Regions from separate parts of the Homo sapiens genome. Here region 1 is linked to region 2. Evidence: read pairs that join two places in POLR2A ChIA-PET (ENCODE). Cell type or tissue: OCI-LY7. All regions are shown on one strand.

Region 1 (4,000 bases), 100 kb before region 2:
TGAGTTATACCTGTACCTTTGATTTTGTGGTTCTGCTTCCCAAGTGACCTTGCAATTATTAAGTCATCACAACACCACTTGGATGCTATCATTATGGTTTTGGCTTTTAAGGAACAGTCAGCACTGGCCAGTTATTCAGCTGACCTTGAATGACAACTCTTTATTGAGAGTATAAATAAATGTGTACACATGCACATACATACACTACCCCGTAGAGAGCTACACAATGTTCTTGTCCTCTAAAGTATCACAATCTAGGATTGTAACTATCACATCTAGGATTGTAACTATCACATCCTATGAAGCCTCCACATCCCATAACCATTGATGGGAAGTTCAGTCCTGACCAACAAAAAAGGCAGTCCCACTTCTTAGGCGGTGTCTGCTAAGGTCTGAGAACTAGGGAAACGAAATACCAAGTCCGACTTCTAGGCAAATCACCACAAATGTAAATTGAGAAGAAGAACTATAAGAAGAAACTCTTCCAGGTGGTGAAACCAAATGCTGTTCCCTCCAATAGAAACCAATCCATGTGAGCAATATTTACTGAATTATCTTCAACAGGTAAGGCTACAATCAAGACACTATGGGCAGAACAAAGATATATCAGACATTCAGTCCTTAGAAGGCAAGCATTTTCATGATCAGATATGTATACTTTTTACCTTTTCCCCATTTCAGGTACATGACAAAGAACCACAGATCCAATCCTATTCGCTCCACTTCCTCACTTAAGATCACAAAACTAGAGAAAGACAGAATGGGTCTTTCTAAAATTCAAAGCATCATTCTAAAAGGAGAGAATTTTGACGAAGGCCCTTCAAGCCCTTTCAGAAAGTGAATATGGAGAAATTAATTTACTGTGTGATTGGTGGAAGGGTGGGGATTTTAAAAATCTGCTTTTTCATTCCTTTGAGTCCCCTTTCTCTTCAACAAGACAAACAGAGCTCAAAAATCCAGTTCAATCTGATTTCTTGATTTTAATAAAGCTCATTTCCACCTAAATTTCCCTAGGGGCAAATTTACTTTCACATTAAAAAACCCTCGGTGATAAATTTGTGAAGATAAGCCATACTGGATAAAAGCTACACAGAACACAGCTAGAGAGAAAAAATAAGGAGACACACAGACACACACACACACACACACACAGAGCTATCCCCCTAAAGAAAATAAATTTAGGGAATCCTTCTTCAATTGCTATGGTACCCAATTTAGAGACAGTTTATAGCCAACCAGAAGATATATTAGCAAGCAATAAGACACAACAATAAGCAATCAGAAACATCAGTGAGCAATAAGACACCAGAGTCAGCTGTAAAGACACACCAGGGAGAACATTTCTGAGCAATTACCGCATGTCTCCATTCAGGAAGGGAGAGAGAAAAACTTTACTTGGCGAGGATTGGAACCCCATAAAACTGAACTCTCACAGCTCAGGAGCCATTCTTGGGTTGACAGAGGGGTCTGAAGACATCAGCATGGTTATGGATCAGAGAGAGGGCAGAAAAGCAAGGAAGGGCTGCTCATAAATGAGAACTGTTCACTTAAGTCCTTGTCCTTCTTTCTGGTACTCTATAGACATGGCAAATCGTTTTTTAAAAATATGTAGTTGACTGACAAGATATAAAGGACCCCCCCCCACCTTCTGGGGGAAATGAAGAAGGCTGTCCAGCATATCTATATCCACTTTGGCCAAGACAGTGTCTATGAAAGGGATGCCTCTGCATGCATGCACGCGCACGCGCGCGCGCACACACACACAGACACACACACACATACACGGGCCAGCTTTTACAAACATTAGCCTGAGAGCAGACACTGAGACAGAGAAATCCTTAATGAGACAGATGATTAAATCTAGGAAACTGGCAGCTCTCTTCTAGGTAAGAAAATGGTAGCATCTTTTTACAGACACATGCCTTTATGATAATTTACAAATGGAAGGAGAGATGGAGTTAACACTCAGAATCTCTTCTCTACATAGCACTAGCAGATCTGAAGCTGAGCTCAGGGGACTCCAGTACCAACAGTCACCCACTCCCAAGTACTTAAACTCAACAAAACCTGTGAAAACCCTTCTCAGAGATGCTAAGAAGATTAAGTAAAATCATGTACATTGGAGGGTCAGGCAGAGGAACTTGTATTTACTGGACAGCTACTAAATGTTAGTTTCCTCTCCTTCCCTGCCTCCCAATTTTTTTCTGAGTCACCCCCACTTTACAGCAACCATGGTTTGTGTCATTTTATGCATGTGTATTCTTTTCCTAATTAGCCAGTAAAAATTATGATGGTATGGACTGTGTCCCACACATACCCGAGAGATGCAAAGACATGCAAATGAGGTTAATCATTAAATGTGTAACTCTAAATTTGCTCCCATTGCCCAAAAAGGAAAAAAAAAACAAAACACAACACTCTGGTTCTTTAAATATTATTAAAAACACAGCACCAGTGGCACATTTAAAGGAGTCCCGCTCAGAGCCATTGGCTTAGAGAACATGATGCTTGTTAAGCGGTACACTAGCTCAATACATACGGCTGGTATATTTCCAGACTTCGTTTGAAAGTAGTCACCAAGTCCTTCCCATTTCCTTCTTAGAGGTGTACCCACGACCCTGTGCTCTGTGGCTTAAAGCCCAGGTAGCAAAGTCCTTGTGAGCCTTGCAACAAACAGGACAGCCAGAGGCAGCAAGATGCCACGATGGGGGAAAGAATGACAGCAGATGTGTTTATAGAGGCTCACAAGCCACAGGACTTCAGAGGCAGTGGAGAACAGCAAAGTTAAAGGCAGAACACTCCATCCCACCTCCAGAAATATGACACAGAACAGTGATGAAACCACATAGGGCCTTTCCAGTAGCATTTTCTACAGGGTACAGGGGTGGCAAGTGGAGACTGAAGAGGCATGGTTCCAGTTATTAAAAAGCAGCTAAACACAGTGGGAGGTTCTCTTGTCTAATTACAGAAGCTGTTGGAAACTGCAAGGAAGACAGGATTTACGGCCTAGATGACACTGCCTCTGTGTTGTAATTAAAAGTTATTTTTAATACCTTTGTTTGGTTGAATACTTTGAATTATTAGAAATATATTTTGCAATTTAAAATTTGCTAAAGGGCAAAGAACATTAAAAAAGGTAATAACAACCACCTTGCATAATGTAAAACAATTAAATGTTTTGACGCTGGGAGGTGGGAAAGGTAAAGAATCTCTCCCACTTAAGTGTGTGAATTTTTACAAGCAAAAGGGAAAGGAAAATAAGCTTAAAAGTATATGAAACAAGATTTTTTTTTAAAGCAGGAACTGATGTCAAAAGTAACCTAGTTACTTACTTTATCTATTAACCAGAGTTTGGCTACCACCCACCAAAAGTATAGACAGCTTGTTCACAACCATTCACCCAAAGCACTGAATCCTAATCCTCAGGCTCTTCACTTTGTCCTGGGTCCCCAGAAAATCGTGGTCACCCTAACAAGAGCAGTCCTGGTTCAAGCACAAAGACCCAGGGGCTGACCTCAGAGCAGTGTGATGGTGGGGGAGTTGCGGGGATGGGGGGGTTCTAATGTGAGCTGCAGGCAACAACATGCAGCGTATAATCTGGGTGTTGTTTTTAGTCAATTTTCCTTGTCTCATCCAATATTCCAGTTTCCAGAAGGAGCCAAACAAAATGCCTCCCAGTGGGAACCGCATGGTGGTGTACATGAGTGGCTACAGAATCTGCCTACGACTAGGCAGGGGTTATCTCCTAAAAGCCATTTCCAGAATTTCTATTTCTCCATATATACATAGGAGGCATTTTCGGCAATGGTGGCTCTTTTTTAACAACAGGGAGGAGAGAACCTATTATACGTAACAGACTTTCAAAATTGTCTGATGGGAGTACGGAGGAGGAAGAACTCTAAAAGGCACAAGCTTCTCAAATAACCTCTGTATTTCATTTAATCTATGCCATGAATCTTCTCTTTACAAGTGAATTCCAGGAGCTCATTAAGAGCAAATG
Region 2 (4,000 bases):
ATGACCATCTTTCCCAGAGCATAAACCACAGCAATGGGTGGCAGGGCTGACAGACCCAGCTCCACCCTCCCCAGTGCCAGCCTACTATCCCCAGCTGCCCCACCTGGCAACCCTTGAAGAGCAGACTTCCCTACCTGGCAGCACTAAACCAGTTTCAGGGGAAACAGACCCTGGAAGACAGATTGTTCAGTTGTCCAGTCCCTAAAATGAAGTCACATTCCTATTAAGCAGGGTGTGGGATGTATATATGGGGGACATGAAAGGATGGATTAAATATGCTTGTATTTGAGACAAAAATCTCATGTTTTTAGAGATTAAAAATCCCTTTGAGTTTCCAAAGGACATATTTTCTGTTTCTCCGGTTTCTCCCAGTGGGACAAACTCTCAAGGTGACAGCTAGAGAGAAGCCTTAGATAGAAATCATGTGGTCACACGATTTCCTAGCTCTAACGTTAATGCTTTTATTCACGTCAAGACATTCATCTAGTTGTGGGATGCTGGGGTGTTTTTCCTCCTGTGATGTTGTCAGAGACAAAGTGTGTTCAAAGACCCACATACATAAAAGAAACAAGAATTAGGAATGTTTAATGTTTCATTCTGTTGACCCCATAACCTTGACACCCAATTCCTATCAGCCTGTGAAATATAAATGTTCTGCTCCAAGGTGAACATCTGATTTACCAAGCTAACTTCTCAAGGGTCTGCCCCTTAGGCAGTGGGTTTAAGTGCTACAAACAATTCAGATGGGTAAAATAAGAAGTACTGGCTGGGCATGGTGGCTCACACCTGTAATCCCAGCACTTTGGGAGGTCGAGGCGGGAGAATCACGAGGTCAGGAGATCGAGACCATCCTGGCTAACACGGTGAAAACCCGTCTCTACTAAAAATACAAAAAATTAGCTGGGCGTGGTGGTGGGCACCTGCAGTCCCAGCTACTTGGGAGGCTGATGCAGGAGAATGGCATGAACCAAGGAGGCGGAGCTTGCAGTGAGCTGAGATCGTGCCACTGCACTCCAGCCTGGGAGACAGAGCAAGACTCCATCTGAAAAATAATTAATTAAAAAAAAAAAAGGGAGTACTTAGGAAATTCCTTCCTCCATAAAATATGCTCAGAATTGAGGACTTAAGAAAATACACATCTTGGAGCAATGGTTCCTCAATACAGACACAGTTCAGAGACTATACTGTCCTTAGGAGTCACACGCTCCAGTTCAGTGGGCTTCCTTCCACTGACACCATGATGATGTGTGTGCTGGGCCCAGGTTGGGCTGCTCTAAAGGGCCAGCCTTTCTACATAAGAATTAAGTGGCCATGGTCAAGCTCAATAAATTTGTACTGATAATGATTGAATGAAGTAAAAAATAGCCTTCTGCTCCAGTCACTTCACTAATTCTATACACATAAAATAATCTTGTCCAATTACTCTGAAAAAATTCTACCAGGCCTTCACCAGATAGCCAGAGATGTCCCCTCAGGATTATGGGTGGTACCAAGAGAGCCACCCCCTTGCTCTTTGGGACCAGAGTGCCAAAGTGTATTTTGATGGCCCCAAAGCATAACATGGGACTACTCTACATAACTTGGCCCTCTCCCCGACAAGAGCAAATACCCCAGCTCTCTGCTTAGCCCAGGTGAGTATCTGCTTACTATAGTACTTACATGGCTTAACAGAGCCTCCTCCAATGTCCACTTTAGAATAGGAATCACTTCTGAAATCACAAGGACAAGGACGGTTTTAAGTTCCTCCTCTTAAAGGACTTGATCCATTGCAAACAGGCTGACAAAGAGATTGTATGAACTTTGGTTCTCCGTTTTTTTGGAGCCCAACTGCCTTTAAGATCGTCTCCCAAAAAAAGATACTTAAAAATAGCTAGGTGGGCGGCCCTATCACTTCGACACCCAGAGGCATTTGTCTAAAAATTATTATCTCACTTGTTAGGATCCAAATCCATCCATTATTAGTTCAGCGGGAGTAAGGTGACACTTGGCAAAGACAGAGCCTCTGCACAAAACTGCTTCTTGTCCCAGGTCTCAGGAGGCATTAAACCAAAGCTCTTACCAATCCTAATGCTTTCCGGACTAGCCTACATTAATATATACACACAGTCCCAAATATATATGCACAATTTTAAAAATAGCACCATTACAAAAAAAACTCAGGAGTTTATAGTATGAAATAAACCCAATTCAATTACAAGCCTGTTTTTTCAAATAGATTCCTTGTAGCTGTTTCTCCCTGAAGAATAAAACCAAAAGAAGCAATAAAAAGCCATTTTGGAAATATATCTCGGCCGGACACAGTGGCTCATGCATGGAATCCCAGCACTTTGGGAGGCTAAGGCAGGCAGATCACCTGAGGTCAGGAGTTTAAAACCAGCCTGGCCAACATGGCAAAACCCTATCTCTACTAAAAATACAAAAATTAGCTTGGTGTGATGGTACGTGCCTGTAATCCCAGTTACTCAGGGAGGCTGAGGCATGAGAAATCACTTGGACCCAGGAGGCAGAGGTTACAGTGAGCCGAAATTGCACCATTGCACTCCAGCCTGGGTGACAGAGCAATATTCCGTCTCAAAAAAAAGAAAAAAAAAAAAGAGTAGAGATCTATATCTACTATGTGCTTCTGATTGGCTATTTTCCCTCTACAAAACTCCTTTATAAAAAAGAAACCAGGGAAAAATATGTCCATTAAAAGACATGTATAGTATGTTTCTGATGTTCATGGACTGTATGAGCAGAAAATTGTAAAACTGAGAAAGACCTCAGTAAGGGAGGGAGGGACAGATCCACCTTCAAGCTGACTGTTGTCTTAATACTAACTTATTCTTAAGGACTTCATGGAAGAGCATACTGTATAATCATCTGAAAAGTTTCTGGAAGAGTTTCATTATTTTTAATCCAAACGAAGCCAATTCCTGCAAACCGCATAAAGTATTAGCATTTTTGTCTGTGTCAACAAGCCCTGAGCAGTAACAGAGGTTTGTACACTTGGGCAACTTAGGAGAACAGGCTCAACCCACAGTCATTACAAATCCACCATCTCTATGAAACAGTCTGGGCTCAATAAATGTTTACTAAAGGATGGACAGTTGGAAAGAATTGATTCCACGCCAGTGACCCCTTTTAAACTAGCATGTGTCTGAGACAGCCTTGAGGTGAAGGAATGGGTTTTGAAAATGGATTATCGTGATACGGAAAAAGCTGTAACTCTAGTAAGTGCAGTCAAGATTTGTTTCTAGAAAACAATCCTCAGCATCTTGGTCAGATCAAGAGCACTTCATTCATGAGTAGTGGTGTAGGCTAATGGAATATATACCCACATGCCTCGGGCCTAAATGATACCAACTTAGTTTCAGTGCTTTTAATCTTTTATGTTTTCATAAACACCTAGTTGGTGCATCATATGGCAATTTTCCTTATGAGTACTGTCCATGGGTGGCAGGTGACTTATGAATCATACCAGTAATGAAACTGTAAGATTCAAAAAAAAGTTCATGATATAAAGAAGTAGTTTATTATCCTTTACTTCACCAATGCTTTCAAATCTCGATTTTACCTTAAGAATCAGACAAGCTACCTCCTGAGTCACCTGAAAACTACTGCGCCACCCTTGGCTCTCTGTTCATTTGCAAAACACCTGGTCACCAAGAAACCAAAAGGCCCTTAAATTCTACCATCAGCAAAACCTTTTTTTCAACTAATCTTAAATATCATTTCCTGCAGAGCCAAGTACATAACATTAATAGAAATTTATAGACATTTCAAGCTGTGTCTATAGATAAAGAAAATATTGAAGAAGTCCTTTCTCCTTCCTGATTTTCACATCAGGTGCTGTATACCACCACAGCATTCATCAAGATTTCACCCAAAGTAATTTTTGGAGATTAATTGGCTCCCTCAATTTCTTCTTGGGATTATGCTGTAATTTTCTTCCCTTTCTTAATTATAACTCAGCTGTGAAAGCATTTGTAGATGGATATCATGGAAGTACAATTCAATC

Evidence for each region. ChIA-PET counts read pairs that join two places held together with the same protein. Peaks named below come from ENCODE experiments on the same cell type or tissue, not always from the same donor. Only the 100,000 strongest peaks of a DNase experiment are listed, where the experiment ranks them.
Region 1: POLR2A ChIA-PET joins it to region 2 with 5 read pairs; 2 of 35 experiments call an interaction of 5 or more read pairs at or near these places.

What each region holds. Positions count from the first base shown.
Region 1 is chr2:134,270,775-134,274,774 of GRCh38, reverse strand. All of the region lies in intron 2 of MGAT5 (alpha-1,6-mannosylglycoprotein 6-beta-N-acetylglucosaminyltransferase), which reads right to left. Among named protein-coding and RNA genes, the nearest start is that of MGAT5, 19 kb to the right of the region's middle. In OCI-LY7, no CTCF peak of the experiment used is centred here; no DNase peak of the experiment used is centred here; H3K4me3 peaks cover 2,327 bases; H3K27ac peaks cover 2,638 bases.
Region 2 is chr2:134,169,450-134,173,449 of GRCh38, reverse strand. It overlaps a transcript of MGAT5 not described here. Among named protein-coding and RNA genes, the nearest start is that of MIR3679, 44 kb to the right of the region's middle. In OCI-LY7, no CTCF peak of the experiment used is centred here; no DNase peak of the experiment used is centred here.